Linked DNA regions of Homo sapiens: region 2 is linked to region 1. Evidence: chromatin contacts called from ENCODE Hi-C or POLR2A ChIA-PET data. All regions are on one chromosome and are shown on one strand. Each heading gives the region's core, a stretch centred on a gene start or an enhancer-like site at or near the end of the contact. The rest is flanking DNA. Distances are from core to core; before and after follow the strand shown. Region 1 has its middle 150 kb from the start of C10orf126. Region 2 overlaps LINC01517 (long intergenic non-protein coding RNA 1517).

Region 1 (3,152 bases), core at 310-2,809:
TCCAGGTAAAGAGACTGTATGTGGTGTTTTGACATTTTTCCAGAATCCCAATGTGCACAAGAGGCTTTCTGGGTGTGAGACATTTGTAACTAGGGGAATTAGTGCTATCCTGTTGGGCTGGCCTCTTGGAAGTGATTTGCCTTGGTTTTTCTCAGTGAGGGGACTGAAGTTGGGGAAAATGACAACAAGGAATTGTAGCCCTTCTTGCTGTGGTTGGCTGTGACAACACATGACACACATCATCCCCTCCACAACCAGAACAGGGATTCATGGGGACCCCAGAAGGCTTGACTGATGGACTAAAATGTGGGCTTTGATGGCCTCCTTCTTTTGGCCCTGCTTTTGTTTTTTATTGTTGTTGTTGTTGTTTGTTTGATTGTTTGTTTTTTCTGAGATAGGGTCTCACTGTTTTTGCAGGCTGGAGTGCAGTGGCATGATCACGGCTCACTGCAGCCTTGATCTCCCCAGGTTCAGGTGATCCTCCCACCTTAGCCTCTCAAGTAACTGGGACTACAGGCACGTGCCACAATGCCCAGCTAGTTTTTGTATTTTTTATAGAGAAAGGGTTGTGTTGCCCAGGCTGGTCTTGAACTTCTGGACTGAAGCCACCCTCCCACCTTGGCTTCCCAAAATGCTGGGACTACAGGTGTGAGCCACCACTCCTGGACTTGGGCCTGCTTTTGAATGATGCCAAGGCCGTCACGGTGGTCTCAAAGTCAAGCAATACAGTCAACCCAGAACCATGTTGGGCTCATCTGATCTTAGAGTCAGCCTCTCTCTGATACATTTAGATCATGTATTAGAACGGCAGCAAAAGGCACATGATTGTAGAGAGGGATGAGCTTTAACCAAGGTTAAAGAGCTTTGGCTCTTACTGGTGATGGTCCTGAAGTCAGTTATTTTGCCTCTCTTTGCCTCGGAGTTTCTTCATTTGCACAATAGGGGTAATGTTAGGATTAAAGGAGATAAAGTATGGGTCTAGTACATGGTCAATGATCATCAAGACGAAGGTTTTCTTGCAGAAATACAGGTCGGGCCCCTCAGCAGGGATTTGGCTGGTCCCACCTGATGTCATTCTTCCCACTAGTTTCAAACTGGGCTGCTCGCCTGTGGCCAGGGAGTGTATTCCAAAGCATTCCTGTTCGCCAGCTCAGGCCTCAGGGCTGCTGTGAAGCTGCAATTCCTTTCATGGAGCTCATGTGTGTGACAGGGTGTGCCCAGCTCTTAAAGTGCTTTGAAGAAAATGCCTTTGTGCTAAAAGCTCTATAAATATAAGGCGCAGACCTGGGCGTGGTGTTTCCAGAATACTCCCAATTTGATGTTAGCTGTCATCAAAGGCTCAGGTCATAGAAAAGTTGGAAATGGGGGTGGTTTGCCAATTCAGTGATTCCCCAAAGCAGAGATGATTGTTTTTTCTTTTTTTTTCCAACTTCCATTGCTTGATGGTACAAGGCCCATGTTGCCTTTCTTGTGTCCAGAACTACACAAACCTGATTTCAAGTATCCTTTTGAAGAATTACCAATTGCATACTCTCTCTCTACCCCTTTCTTCCCCACCCCACCCACCAACCATCCAGAGCCATCCAACAGCTCCTCCTGGTGGCCATTGCGGAGAGAGATTCTCTGATCACACACCTTTACCTTCAGTATGAATGTGCTTCATTCATTTATTCAACCACTTTTTATTGGTTAACTACTATGCACAAGGCATCTTGCTAGATGCTGGAGATACCAATAGAACAAATAGGGTTCCTGCCTTCATGGGGTCACAATTCTGTGAGGAAACAGACAAACAAGTGATTATAATTACACAATGACTGTGTCATAACAAAAGTATGTACAAGAGCATGGGGGAGGAGCAGGAAAGGAACCTAAGGCATGTTGATATTGAAGCTAAGAAGGCCACAACTTCAGGGCCTTCTCATTTGCATGGTCCCCTTCTGAGGCCATATCACATGTGCATATAACACACACACACACACACACACACACACACACACACACACACACATATTTTTTTCAGACAGGGTCTTGGTCTGTCACCCAGGCTGGAGTGCGGTAGCGATCACAGCTCACTGCAGCCTCAAACTCCTGGGGTCAAGCGATCCTCTCGTTTCAGCCTCCGGAGTAGCTGGGATAACAGGTACACACCACCACACCTGGCTAATTTTTGTATTTTTTGTACAGACTGGGTTTTGCTATGTTGCCAAGACTGGTCTCAAACTCCTGGCCTCAAGTGATCCTTCCTCCTCAGCCTCCCAAATTGCTGGAATTATAGGTCTTAGCCACCATCCCTGGCCTATGGTCATAGATTTTTATAAAATTTACAGGAGTAACCCATTTTGAAGGAATCAGTTAAGATTACACTTGTCTTCTGCACTAACACTTACTGTCATATTTCTCCTGTTATTGGGGGACATGGAAGCAGGAAAAGTTGTCTTTGGAACTGGCTTAGGGAGGGTTGAGTTGGGGATAGAATTCATTTGGGTTTAGTGAGGTTTTTTGTTGTTGTTGTTGTTGTTTGTTTTTTTTTTTTCTTTTTTTGAGATGGAGTTTTGCTCTTGTTGCCCAGGCTGGAGTGCAATGGCGCGATCTCAGCTCTCTGCAACCTGCCCCTCCCGAGTTCAAGTGATTCTCCTGCCTCAGCCTCCCGAGTAGCTAGGATTACAGGCATGCGCCACCACACCCGGCGAATTTTGTATTTTTAGTAGAGACGGGGTTTCTCCATGTTGGTCAGGCTGGTCTCGAACTCTTGACCTCAGATGATCGGCCCACCTCAGCCTCTCAAAGTGCTGGGAATACAGGCATGAGCCACCATGCCCGGCCCCTGGGTTTAGTGAGATATTTTTATGGGTTCATAGTTAAGCTATTGTCAGGCTTCCTTGTGTAGGAGCAGCTTCCAGAAATACTTCTATCACCCACCTTTCTGACTCAGCAACGCTGTGACATAAAGCTTCATGATCAGAGGCTACATCACAATTTAAACATGTCTGCTAGCTCCGGACACCAGAGCTAGGTGAACAATGGAGGAGAAACGTGATTTAGATAGATGGAGCCAGAAGCTAGTCTGCGGAATGTTCTTCAAATTATCAGACGTGTCACTTTGTAAGCAGAGGATTTGGTTGTGGGAAAACTTGAGAGAGGCTTCTGCA
Region 2 (3,152 bases), core at 245-2,744, 220 kb before region 1:
TATACCCAAGAGATGAGAAAAAGACCAGAAAGCAAGACCTTAGGGCTAACTTACAGTCATCAAAGAACTGATTTCTATTCTTCTTGTACGAAAGTGACCCAAGACATTTTTTACTGAAGGTAACAAAATTGCATGAGTAGGAAGTGTGCTGACTTCTAGGTAATGTCTATTCTCTAGCTAGTTTGCACATTGTAAAATTTGACCTGGGCTGCTTGATGAAGTGTGGCTCTTGGGAAAGAGAGGTTCACTGGTTCTACCCTCAAGAAGATATTTGTCATCTAGAGCAAGAACTAGAGGAAAGTATGTCACCTTGGAGAGCTTGAGACTAGGTTTGACTTCTATTTCACCCAATCAACTACAAAACATCAGTATTAGGTGGCTCAGAACTTATCATGATTGGAAAGCTTGAAAAGTTTTTTCCTTTTGGAAACGGATGGGTTTGAAAGTCAGGATGTCAGCATTGGCTAGAGTTGAGCTCAGGGTTTCTAGAATGCTGCATCTTAGCTTTCATCAGCCTGGCTTGAGTCAGGGCCATTGGGCCTTAGGAATGTATTGCTGGGGTGCTACTTGGATCCTGTCAAAAGATGTTAGAAGGAGTGAGTGTCAGATCCCGGGATAAGTCATTTAGGATAGTGACCTTCTCAGAAGGGCCAATAGGAAGTAGAAAGTGGAAAGGAGAGTCATGTCAAGGATGCTTTGAACAAAGGAATGAGAGAACGCGTAGATCGTAAGGCTGTACAGCAACTTCCACTTTGTCCTGGCTTTGCTGTTCTTGTGGATATACGTGGCATAAATCAAGCAGCTAACTTACTTTCAGTGATTCTCCGAAGGTACCTAGTGGTGAAACTCTCAAGCCTTATACTCAGCAGTTCATTTCCTACCAGCCTAATTACAAGTGTTTTATTATAAAGTTTATGGAAATGAGATATAAGTCACTCTGGAGTTTTTGAGAATAGTTATACTGGTAGTTACCATCTAATGTGGTCTTTGGAAGGTTCTACATCAAAGCCCAGGGTATCCTGGGGTTGTTCTAGCTCTCTGCAAGACAAAGCTTGGAGACTTGTATTTTAAGTAGCTTTTCATTTTTACTGAGCCACAAGGGCAGTAGCTCACAGGGACTTTATTGAATATTTACATCTAGCTTCTTCTAAACAGCATTGAAAATGGGAGTAAGATGCCATAAAAGGGGTCACCTTGAGGCCTGCTCTGATTTTTGAGAACACGGAATTGGTGATCTACGGAGGTGAGAAAGCGGACACCAAAACAAACAAGACTCCAGGCTCCTTCCTCATGCCTTGGTTGTGTCTATTGTGGAGCCGCTGGCATCTTTTATTTCGGGGACAAAGGACAGCTCTGTTTAATCCTCCTGTTCCATTGCCAAACTCCAAAGGGGATAATTACATTCTGACTTCTAAAATTCCCTTTGCAATTTTATGTGGATGAAGTACTTGTAACAGCCTGGGATGCCCTGCGTGCTGGAAGACAGCTGCCCTGTTTCATTTCCAGGGGGGAGTACTTCGGGCAGAGCTAGTGTTGGTACTGCACAGTTTGTCTCGGTCCCAGCATAGAAACCGGACTAGCGTCTCTTGCTGTAAAACGCATTGAACAGGGCATCAAACACCACCTCACGGGAGAATTAAGTTGACTGTCCTCTGTACATAGCTGGTCTAACTGGAGTGTCTAAAACAGCCAGTCATTTAGCTAATCCTGTTTTTTTTTTTCCAAAAAGAACTAATTTAGAGCACTTTTTTGATAGGTAAATATAGTACAAAATAATGGTTTTGTGTTCAGGTGAAACATTGAGTTCAGACAAAATGTCTTGACCCCACTAAAATTATTAAAACTAATTGGAATTCTACGTGCCAGTCCCAAAATAAGACAGTTTGATTCCCTGACATATAATTATTCTTTTCTAAATAGCACTGATAGCAACATCATTGTAAACGGGATAAAAAATTCTTATGTTTGTTTAAATTCCTGGAACTGATCTTTATAATATAAGGAAAATGAACCAAGCTTCCTAAAATGAAATCCAGGTGAAAATGTAATTGTTATATTACTCTTCTGAATTTTTGGAAACATAGATACAAAAATTATTGTTTCAGTTCCCCAAGGGAACTAGTAAAACCTGGACAAGCTGTTGGTTTTTATATTGGTACTGCAAGCTGTTCCTAACCTTAATTGTAGTAGAAAATGAAACTATCGCCATGGAGTGGTGTGTTTAAAACCCACCAAGAGGTTTCAGCAGGAGAGCGGAACCGAAAAAGGAGGGAATCATTAACCACAGAAGTGACTGAAGTGGTTTAATAATTATGTTATTTCAAGAGGAAAAAGGATGTGCCTAAAGTAGAAGGGGAAGGGAAGGATTGATAAATAGAACTTATTTCTATCCTAGGTAGTCAGCTGGTAGAGCTACTAGTGGGAATGGCCTATTAACTAATTGATCTGCTAGACTCAATAGAGAACTCCAGCTGGAGATCAAAGAAAATTCTCTGCTACAAAGGCAAACAGCAACCTTGGACCAGATGTTTTTCTTCCAGCTCTGTCATGCTTGATAACTGTAGGGCATGGCTGAATCTGGCCATAGGCCTCATCCATCCAACCGTTGAGATGAAAAGCAAGGGCTATGTGTGTACACGCGTGTGCACCTATATATATAAACACATGCACACATGTACACACACATGCTTGAAAAAGAGAGACAAGCAGCTTCAAAGTCAAAAGGATTTGGAGTACAAGCTAACTTTGGGAACTGAGAAATTTTTTTATGTCTACTTATTTGCAAAGCGAAGAGCACCAAATGCCAACTTTTATTTTATTTTATTTTATTTTATTTATTTATTTTTGAGATGGAGTCTCGCTCTGTCGCCCAGGCTGCAGTGCAGTGGTGCGATCTCGGCTCACTGAAAACTCTACCTCCCGGGTTCAAGCGATTCTCCTGCCTGCCTCAGCCTCCTGAGAAGCTGGGACTACAGGCGCCCGCCACCACGCCTGGCTAATTTTTTTGTATTTTTAGTAGGGACGGAGTTTCACCGTGTGTTAGCCAGGATGGTCTCAATCTCCTGACCTCATGATCCGCCCACCTCAGCCTCCCAGAGTGCTGGGATTACAGGTGTAAGCCACCATGCCCAGCCTTATTTTTATTTTCTTAA

What was found. A loop is a pair of places that touch in the nucleus more often than their neighbours do. ChIA-PET counts read pairs that join two places held with the same protein, here RNA polymerase II (POLR2A). Pooled maps may share reads with other maps.
Region 2: a pooled map shows a loop between it and region 1 (2.4-fold over the local background). The contact joins two enhancer-like sites. A Hi-C loop is called at or near these places in 1 of 50 pooled maps. POLR2A ChIA-PET finds 5 or more read pairs at or near these places in 3 of 52 experiments (AG04450, H1 and Panc1).

Annotation. Positions count from the first base shown.
Region 1 is chr10:28,990,337-28,993,488 of GRCh38, forward strand. No RefSeq gene overlaps it. Among named protein-coding and RNA genes, the nearest start is that of C10orf126, 150 kb to the left of the region's middle. RefSeq lists an enhancer at 520-1,719 and a silencer at 1,464-1,758. Within about 2 kb of position 1,560, at least 3 of the 41 ENCODE cell types and tissues checked have a DNase peak (open chromatin) inside an H3K27ac peak, as active enhancers do.
Region 2 is chr10:28,766,982-28,770,133 of GRCh38, forward strand. All of the region lies in intron 2 of LINC01517 (long intergenic non-protein coding RNA 1517), which reads left to right. Among named protein-coding and RNA genes, the nearest start is that of LINC01517, 25 kb to the left of the region's middle. Within about 2 kb of position 1,495, at least 2 of the 41 ENCODE cell types and tissues checked have a DNase peak (open chromatin) inside an H3K27ac peak, as active enhancers do.